Linked DNA regions of Mus musculus: region 1 is linked to region 2. Evidence: chromatin loops called from intact Hi-C (ENCODE). Cell type or tissue: heart. All regions are shown on one strand.

Evidence for each region. Hi-C counts contacts between places; a loop is a spot of excess contacts. Peaks named below come from ENCODE experiments on the same cell type or tissue, not always from the same donor. Only the 100,000 strongest peaks of a DNase experiment are listed, where the experiment ranks them.
Region 1: a loop joins it to region 2, with 2.0 times the contacts of the local background. A loop is called at or near these places in 8 of 42 quality-filtered maps.

What each region holds. Positions count from the first base shown.
Region 1 is chr2:37,412,101-37,417,100 of GRCm38, forward strand. It overlaps Rc3h2 (ring finger and CCCH-type zinc finger domains 2), which reads right to left. Exons shown (of 22, transcript NM_001100591.1): 3 at 2,416-2,712. The coding sequence starts at 2,646. Among named protein-coding and RNA genes, the nearest start is that of Rc3h2, 8.3 kb to the right of the region's middle. In heart, no CTCF peak of the experiment used is centred here; no DNase peak of the experiment used is centred here.
Region 2 is chr2:37,356,999-37,361,998 of GRCm38, forward strand. Pdcl (phosducin-like) reads right to left here and starts at 2,334. Exons shown (of 4, transcript NM_026176.3): 1 at 2,145-2,334; 2 at 206-382. The coding sequence starts at 377. In heart, no CTCF peak of the experiment used is centred here; DNase peaks (open chromatin) are centred at 1,923, 2,223 and 3,103; H3K4me3 peaks cover 1,901 bases; H3K27ac peaks cover 1,429 bases.

The DNA.
Region 1 (5,000 bases), 55 kb after region 2:
AAAAGTATTTCAAAACAAAAAAGAAAGTGTCAGGAGTCTGTCTCTACCACATACCATTTAGTACTGCATCTATATGATTTACCTATTAAATTTATAACTTATGACCTATACTCCCTTGATAGATAGTATCAGAGATGTAACTCAATGATGAGAATTCCCATCTAGCAGAGATTAGGCAGTCAGTCTAACCTCTACCACCAGAAAAAGGAAAAATTAAAAAATGAAAAATGTAGGTAAACTTGACCTTGCAAAAATTATTTACTTGGTATCAAATTCCACATATGCAAAATAAAAATAACTCTACATGTTTTATAATGTTATTATGAAAGTTCAATCCAGTCCTACAAACACTGACATTTATAGACCATTTCTCATGTGTCTACACTATGTATGGATCTATTAATAATCAAAAGAGAAAATGAAAATGTCTTGCTTCAAAGAGTTCAAATTCTACAGAGATAAGAGACAAGCCAATAAATAAACAAATAAACAAATACTATGTTAGAAGGCAATCAATGAAAATACAATGCAACTGTAAATGAAATGAAATATAATATGGAGAGGACTGGAGAGATGGCTTGGTGGTTAAGAGCTCTTGGTGCTCTCCCAGATGTTGCAGGTTCAGCTATGTTGGGCAACAGTCAATAGCTGTAACTCCAGCTTCAAGGAACTTACACCCTTTTTAGAGCAACTGTATGCATGTGACATTCACACAGAGACACAAAAATAAAGGTAAGGATTTAAAGCTGTGCACATCCCTACATACAGATACATACATGGATAGACACACTCACACAAGAAAGAACTAGAGAAGGGTTGCAATTTACTAGTGTAGTTCATAATAAACTTTCTGGAGAACTGCAACATTTGTAATTTCTTGAAAGTAGAGAGGAAAGAATCGTTGTAAGCAAAGACATTTTCAAAATCCCTATACATTAATATACATAACATATCTAAGAACTGGTCAGGAGACCAATATAAGTAGAGATAGTGAAGAGATGAGCCTGAAAAGATTGTGTTACAATGCATAGATCCATAGGTTATTTTACATACTAAAATAACACATTTATTCAGAAGGAACACTAAGACTGCCTGCACTATAGAAGACAGGCAGTAGTTAGCACTACTGCAAAAAAGTAAGTATTTTATTGGATTTTAAAGTGTGATTTTGGCAAGAGATATCATTATTTTATGACCCACTAGAAAAGTATGCTGCCAATTAAGCTATGACCCTACTAACTACAGAGTTACTGCCAAGATTCTAAAACAGTGAAAACAGATTTTGAGTATTTAAAAAGACAACTTCATCTATCAAGATATTAAAAAAATGAACACAGTGGGTTATTAAATTTACTAAATAAGCCTGGAAATTTTCTTATAAAACTGTAAACTCCTTGCTTTAGTTTTGGGTTTTTGTTTTCTTCTTTTTTTAGATGTTATTCCTTTCACTTGAGTTTTGAGACAGGGTTTTCCTGTGTAGGCCAGAATGGCCCTGAACTCTATCTTCCTGTCTCAAGTGCTGAGTTTCCAAGCATGTGCCACCAGGCGCGGCTACTTCTTTCTTACTTTAACATTTACTATGGCATGTATGAAATTTCATCTTCTCCTCATTTGTAAGTAGGGGTAAAAGGTACCTAAAGAGCTAAGGTAAAAAGCAGAAAGAACATTTAGAATATTTATTTTCGCCGGGCGTGGTGGTACATGCCTTTAATCCCAGCACTTGGGAGGCAGAGGCAGGCAGATTTCTGAGTTTGAGGCCAGCCTGGTCTACAGAGTGAATTCCAGGACAGCCAGGGCTATGCAGAGAAACCCTGTCTCGAAAAACAAAAACAAAAACACACAAAAAAAGAATATTTATTTTCATATGTACAATAGAACAGACCCTCATCAAATAAAAGTTGTTTATCAAATCTACATTCTTGCTAGGATTCAGTAAAATTATATAAAATGGAACAGTCATTGCACAACATATAAGGGCATAAGATGTTGCACAGAATTTGTTATTTTGTATTTGTGATAATACGATCAACCAACTGAAGTTACAAATAAGATCAACAAAATCTCCATCTAAGGGCTTTAGATAGTTTTTTTTCTAACTAAACCTCTGATTTTACTTCTTTTCATGACTTAACAAATAAATACTGATATAGTCACACAGTTTCTCAACTACCAAAGGACTTAGATATCTAAATTCTGGCTTTGGTATTGAAGCCAGAACAAAGAAATATATAACTGTAATGGGATTCATTATTTTGCTTAAGAATTTATAGCAGTGAGAAAAATCTTTGTAGGAACACATCACAAAAAGTAAATACACCTTTTAGGTTTCGACTACCTTTCAACATGCTCTGTACCAGCTAAAGAACTAATTTTGACAACTGATATAATAAACCAGTAAAAATACTGGACACTTACCTGGGCTCCAACTAACTGAAGAAGTGCAAAGTTGACAGGGAGCACATCAATGTCTGTGTTTATGGCAGTCTGGTCAAAAGGACACGCTTTTCGGTGAAGTTTATTCAAGCAGGTCTTGCAAACTGTGTGTGAACAACCTAAACTGATGGGTTTGTGCACATTCTCATCAAATTCATTATAGCAGATTGGACAGGACAGAAACTCTGTCCATTGAGCTGCCTGCACAGGCATTGTGGAAGCTGATGCTCGGGTTAGCAGTCTAGCAGATCATTATTTTGATGTGTAGTGTTTTTTAAGCTGCAAATGGACAAAAGCAAGCATTAACAATATATTTATTAGTCATTCACTTAACTGTTAAAATCAACTACCACCACTCCAGAATCTAAAACATTTCTAAATATAGGATTTAGATGTCTCTATAACAAACAATAAATAACAAAACTGTAAGTTGAATTACATTTTGCACATTTACCCAGAGACAATTTATTAATACTATTCCTTTCAACTAAACTCTACTGCTTGTTCATGCAATAGTAATCAAAACTTTGGTGTATTTTTCTTAGTGACTAATACATTCTATTTTTTATTGCTTAATGTTTTTATTTTGTGTGTGGGTTTATGTGTATGTATGTGGGCCCATGTGTGCCATGTGTGCATGCTAGTTAGTTCTCTCCTTCTAACGTGGGGTCTGAGGACACACAGATCATCTAGCTTGGCAGCATCTTTACATCTCACAGCCCCTACCTCCCACTCTCTACTTAAGAACACCAACAATGTGTTCATGGTGGCACACATGCCTTTAACCCCAGCACTTGGGAGGCAGAGGTAGGTGGATCTTTGTCAGGTCAAGGTTAGTATGTCTACAGAGTGAGTTCCAGGACAGCCAAAGCTATACAGTGAAACCCTGTCTTGAAAAACCTAAACAAGAGCTGAAAAGATGGCTCAGTGGTTAAGAGCACTGACTACTGCTCTGGAGGGACTGAGTTCAACCCAGCAAAACAACATGGTGGCTCACAGCCATCCGTAATGACATCAGATGCCCGCTTCTGGTGTGTCTGAAGACAGTTGCAGTGTACTTACATATTATAAATAAATAAATCTTTAAAAAAAGAAAAAGGAAAAAGAAAAACCTAAACAAGCAAGCAAACAAACAAACAAATAAAAAAAAAGGGAAAACCAAAGAACACAAATTACTGGACCGTTTGAAGATTGAAGTGTTTTCTTTGGATAACCACTACCTCAAAATATATTGATATGTCTTAATAGCTGCTAAGCTTCAGAAACTATTGATCAAAATAATACTGTAGGGATGGAGATGTAGCTCTGTCAGTCTGCTCAGCAGGCAGGAGACCCTGATTCAATTCCTAGCACCACAATCATCAAAACAATGTGCTACATTTGTTTGTGAGCTGTCACCTTGGCATCTAAAGGAGGAAGTCTATGCTACATTAGGATGTGCCTCAGCTTAGTGAGTTACTGAAAATCTACGGATGACTGTGATGACAGGGATGTTGTCTATAACTGAAAAAATAAAGAATAATGACAAAAGCAAAGAAAACACTGTCTATGGCCAGTAAGACAGCTCAACAGAAAAAAGCATGTACAATTCAACTTGGCAACTCAAGTTCCATCCCTGGGACCAACATTGTGGTAAGAGAGAACAAACTCTCACAAGCTGTCCGTTAACATGCGCATGGCTCCAATGCATCTCGCCCCTCTATAAAATAAAATGGAAAAAAAATTACCTAGAATTTTTTGTCATAGTTCATAATAATTTTGACAAAAGTATGTATCTGTGTTTTTAAAACTTGTCAGGCCCAATAGAGTTGGCTTAGAAAAATAAAACATTATTCTCTTGGAATAGTTCTAAGCAGAAAACAAGGTATAAAATATTTATCTTTGCACTGAATTATAGTACAAACACAGAAAAATAACTATAAGAGAATCATTTTACATATTTTCTTGTTTGATTAGTAATTGTATAGCATTTAGTAAAGCAAGCAAGAGTCACAATCTACTTTTTGGGTTTTTGTTTTGCTTTGTTTCTTTTGACTTTTCTTTTTTCTTTCTTTCTTTTTTTTGTTTTTGTTTTGTTTTTTGTTTGTTTCTGAAACAGGTTTTCTCTGTGTAGCCCTGGCTGTCCTGGAATTCACTCTGTAGACCAGGCTGGCCTTGAACTCAGAGATCCACCTCCTCTGCCTTCCAAGTGCTAGGATTAAAGGTGTATAACACCATTGCCTAGCAAGAGTCACAATCGAAACTACACTACTTATAACTCACACATCCTTAATATGTTCCAATTCAAAACTTACATTAGTATGACAAAGGCCATCAGATAAACATTAAATATAGGTATTTAGGATAATTAAACCACCAAATACTTTATTTCATACAAATGCTTACAAAATACATTAGATATACAGAATGCTAGATGCTCAGAAAGAGTAGTTAGCATCAGGAAAGAGAAACATGTAACAGTAAGCACTCCCCAGAACCCCAAGAGACAAATGAAATGTTTTAGTTTTTCTTTTTTTCTTTTTGGTTTTCCAGACAGGGTTTCTCTGTGTAGCCGTGGCTGTCCTGGA
Region 2 (5,000 bases):
ACTGTTCCCTTCCATGCTGATATGCATATAGATTTGCATTGCAAGGAGAAAGGGCAGAAGCAAGCACAATGACAGACTACACTATGTTATCTCTGGAAGGAAAGTGGGACAGAAGTTGGAGAAAGGAGAGCAGGACTTCTAACTGATACACACTTTAAAGGACATTTTTTTGAGTCCATTTCTAGAGCTCAGAGCCTTCCAGTACCTGTATTGATGGAGATGCCTTCGCCTGCCAGCTCAGCCTCTGCAGGTGTGGAACTAATGGCTGGTGCTCCCCTGCCTCTGTCTTTGTCTTCATGGTCACTGTCCTCATCCTCGCTGGTGCTGTAGTAGTACTGTAATTTCTCCCCCAGTAACTTATCATCCAGGGTTGTCATGGTGCCTGGAAAAGAAAAATGTATCAAGGATTTTTTGCTAGCTTGAGCAAGGAAGACATGAATCTGAACCATACAAGGTACACTTGGACTGACTTCCCAGAACTTTATAAGAATCTAAAGGTGTTTTCATAAGCAGAATCTCAACAAACCCCAACCCTGGATCTATGCCATAGTTTACCAGGCTTTTGTTATAGCAGGCAAAAACAAGGCTTAGATAAGGCACATTTCTTTGCTGAGCTTTGCAACAAAGGCTGAAGCTGTTAACAGACCCACTGATGTATGACTTCCAGGAGCCTGAGAGGGGCATTACTGTCTACTTGTGTGAACTGGGTAAGAGGAATCTTTTGGTGTGGTTTTTATTCGTATACACTTTTAGTTTTAAGACTGCTAACAAATTGGGAGAAAGTCCTCAGGGAAAACTTCAAAAGGGACTACCAAGGGTAGGTATACTGTTGAAACTAAGTCATTCACTCCTTGCCTCACTAAGAGCCTAGATACATGGTCTCAAGCTGGACCAATTATAACCAGCAAGTCTCCACGACAAAACTTAAATAAGAGCCAGATGGTTAAAGAACACCTAGGACCCAGATGTTTTGGGAAAAGGTACAGTTCAGTGCTTTAGAAGTCTGTTTAAGACTCCAGTAGCGCAGGGCAGTGGTGGCCCACGCCTTTAATCCCAGCATTTGGGAAACAGAGGCAGGCAGATTTCTGAGTTCGAGGCCAGCCTGGTCTACAGAGTGAGTTCCAGGACAGCCAGGGATACACAGAGAAACCCTGTCTCAAAAAAAAAAAAAAAAAAAAAAAAAAAAATTAATTAATTAATTAAAATAAATTAAAAAAAGACTCCGGCAGGAATGACTAGTCAAAAACAAAAACAAACAAACAAAAACGTCCTTCCTCTAAGCATACCAAATATCAACACTGCGCTGCCTTCAGAAGAGACTTAACATATGGTATTTACTCTATTACAATTTACCTCTCTCCCACACAGCAGATTCCAGTCAGGACAGAGCACTGTGCACGCTGAACAGCAACCAAGAGGAAAGTGCCAGCACCAGGGGAAGGAAGAAAACTTTTACAATTTCCTTGTCTGGGATGTGCCAGAGGGCCACAACTCGGTCCGATGAGTGAAAAACGGGGCCAGAAGAGGAGGAGTGTACTGAGGAGACTGGGCTGCTGAGAGGTGAGAACACTGGCAGACAGAAGTGGCATGCACCCGCAGTGCAGAAAGTAAACCTCAAGTGGGGATAGTAAACTTGAAGAGGTGGAGGATCATGAAGAGGGTGGAGCTAAGGAGAGGCACAGAAAAGGAGGAGCAGTGATATGGGCAGGGCCAGTGAAAGGCTTCCAAGAGAGGCAGTTAAGAGTGTTAAGAGAAAGTAGGACAGTGAAGAAGACAGGGCTGCACAAGTGGAACACAGAAGGGCGGGGCTAAGCTTCCAGGAAGGCGGAGCTTATGGGACAAAAGGGCAGGGACAGGATGTTAAGTAAAGCAGAGCTGTAAGGACGGAGTGGAGAAGGCGGAGCCATAAGGAAGGTGGGGCTGAGGAGGCGGAGTAGCGAGGAGGACAGGGCAGGGGAGGGCACAGTGAAGAGGGCGGTACTGAGGAGGGACGCTCCGAGTCTCCAAAGGAATTTGAGAAGTACAGAGGAATTGGGATCCAGGAGCCGGGAAGCAAAGTAGTTCGCCCAAGGCGCGTAAACTCCTGCCCCACCCATGTCTAGGCCCGCCGCTTCCTCCTTGCCGACGCCTGCGCAGTTAGTTACCTCGCCTCGCTCAGTCTGCTCCTTCTAGACTAGCAGCTCCTGTCACCAACAAAGGACGCTCGCCTAGAGAAAGAGAAGTGGCCGAAAGCCTTGAGCGACAGAGAAAAAGCTGCCGTGGACTCTGCGGACCAATCACACGGCCTTCCGGCGTCGCGGCGGACGCACGCTACCCAATCACAAGAAGCTTATCTCGGCGTCTGAGGAGGAGCTACGGGTCTTAGCTTAGGACAAAACTCGTAGATGTGTATTTCTAGTTAAATATGAAATTTTTATTAACTTACGTTCCAAGTTTCGAGACAAATTACAAAGGAATATTAAGGCGAAAAATAACTCGAAAACATTAACTTCTTCAAGAATAAGTAACTCAAAGAACAGAAGTTGTATGACAACCTGAATTGGATTGCTGGACTGGAAACGAGCATGGACAACTGAAGAAATTTGAATAACTCTTATCAACTAATGTTAGTCAAATAGTTGACTCTGTAGTTTACAGAGTTTACAACAGTTATGTATAATGATTACCTTTGAAAATTCTAGATTAAAAAAAAAGTCAAGGAAACTACCCTATGTTTGAAAACTTTTGTTAAACCTCAAATGATTTCAAACTGCTTAGTTGGCGTGTCTTGTACACAACTGTGAGATTGCAAATTAAACCGTGTGCTAATTAAAACATATCAAATTTGCTCGATTTGTATAAAATGCAGCGTTTAAGATAGGGCTCTTAATTTGAAAAGGGGGTTTCTTGATTCCTGTTTCTAGGACCACCTAGATGTTACTGCAAATTTGTCTATGTTCACATTTTAGAATTTCATCTTCTTGCCCCAACTGGGTGGTGGGGGTGATGGAGTGGGAGAGCTGGATGAGCCATCAGACCTGACTAAGCTTCCAACGTCCACCCATTTGGCCCAGGATTGGGCTAGTATTTGGGCTAGACTCAGAAATGCAAGGTACCTCCCCATGCCATCCCACCCCCACTGCTACCCCTGCCATGCAAGTTCTGTGCAGGGATAACATACTGTGGCCCCCAGGTTGAAGGGTGCCCAGTGCCCCCAAGTTAACCTGGAGACCTAACCTGAGGGCTAGGCAAGAGCTGGAGTGGAGAAAAACTCAAATGGGACCTGGGGCTTTTCCTGGACCGTCTCTTTGGAAAGATGTCAACTGAAAGGAAATAAAACTGTAATTCATGTAATGTATGTTAAATAGCCCAAAGAGTTGTTTCTGAGCTTTGAAACCTGGGGCTGAGAACATAGCAGAACAGACCAGGACATGCCCGGGCAAGCCCATCGCCTCCCTAGCTCCCACCCCTCTGACCTAAGTTAAATGTTACAGGCTGCTGATGTTTAAATGGACCAATCATGTGAAACCGCGCCAATTCCTCCCCCAGCCCCACTCCTTTTCTATAAAAACCCCTAGCTTCCAAGCCTCGTGGTCGAATCCACTGTCTCCTGTTATGTGAGATACGTTTCGACCCGGAGCTCCGCCATTAAAAACCTCTTGTTGTTACATCAAGGTGTTGTGTTCTATTCGTGATTCTTGGGTGCACGCCGAATCGGGAGCTGAGTGGGGGTTTCCCCACTGAGTTCTTTCATCAACCAAGAAGACCATCTGCTGCTCTGAGGACCTTGAGCTTAGTTTCAAGAACATGTGTAAGCTGCAGTCTCTGTTGTAGAAGTGTGTGGAGGAGGTGGAGGACGAGAGGGGCTGGAGAGATGGCTCAGCATTTTAGTACTATAATGCTCTTCCAGAGGACCTGGGTTCCGTGCCCTGGTGCAGGCCCACAGGAGAAAGCAAATGAGTAGCCAATGAATGGGTTAGCCTGACCCCAGCACTTAGCAAGCCTACTTTTCACTGCTGCTTTTGTCTTACTACCCAGATCATACTCTTAATAATTAACTTGTCAAAGTTACAGGGGTTGGGGTGGTGGTAGAGAATCAGAGAACACCAGTCAAATGATGCTCTAATCTGTAATCTTCCTTCAGGCTTATAGACATCAGAATGGTGAGCATGATGATCTATGGACAGCACTAAGACCACGTAGAGAGAACTGATTATTTCAAGAATGCCCACGGTGGTACCCACACAGCTATGATTAAAATTAGACTCCTCAGAAGTCACATATAATAAGCCTTTGCATCTGTGACCCCCCGACAAAGGGTTTCTATTGTTGTGATGAAACTATATGACCAAAAAGCAACTTAAGAGAAGAAAGGGTTTATTCAGCTTACATATCTATATCACTGTTCATCCCTAAGAAGTTACAACAGGAACTAAAGCAGGGCAGGAACCTGGAGGCAAGAGCTGATGCAGAGGCCGTGGAGGAATGCTGCTTACTGACTTGCTCCCCATGGCTTGCTCAGTCTGCTTTCTTATAGAACCCAGGACCACCAGCCCAGGGATGGCACCACCCAAAATGGGCTAGGCCTTCCCCCATTGATCAATAATGAAGAAAATGACTTATAGCTGAATCTCATGGAGGTATTTCCTCAATTGAGGCTCCTTCCTCACTGATGACTTTAGCTTGTGTTGAAGTTAACACACAAAACCAGGTAGTACAGTGGAATTTTCAATAAAAGCCTTTTATCTTCCAACTTGCTGGCTTGTTACTAATAATGGCTTTACTATCACTTTATTGAACTATTGGCTTTACTATGTGGCACAAGACCTGTTACAGTTTGCAGATCATTTGACTTCAAAATAAATTATCCTTGTCAGTGCAAAAATACAGCTCTCACTTCAAAGGGAATAAGAAGAGACTTTATTCTGGAGCCAAGCATGAGTGGCCATGACCCAGGATTCAGGTTGTCACAAAGACCATGTTCAACAGTTTCATGAAGACAGAATAGTTACAGAATAAAG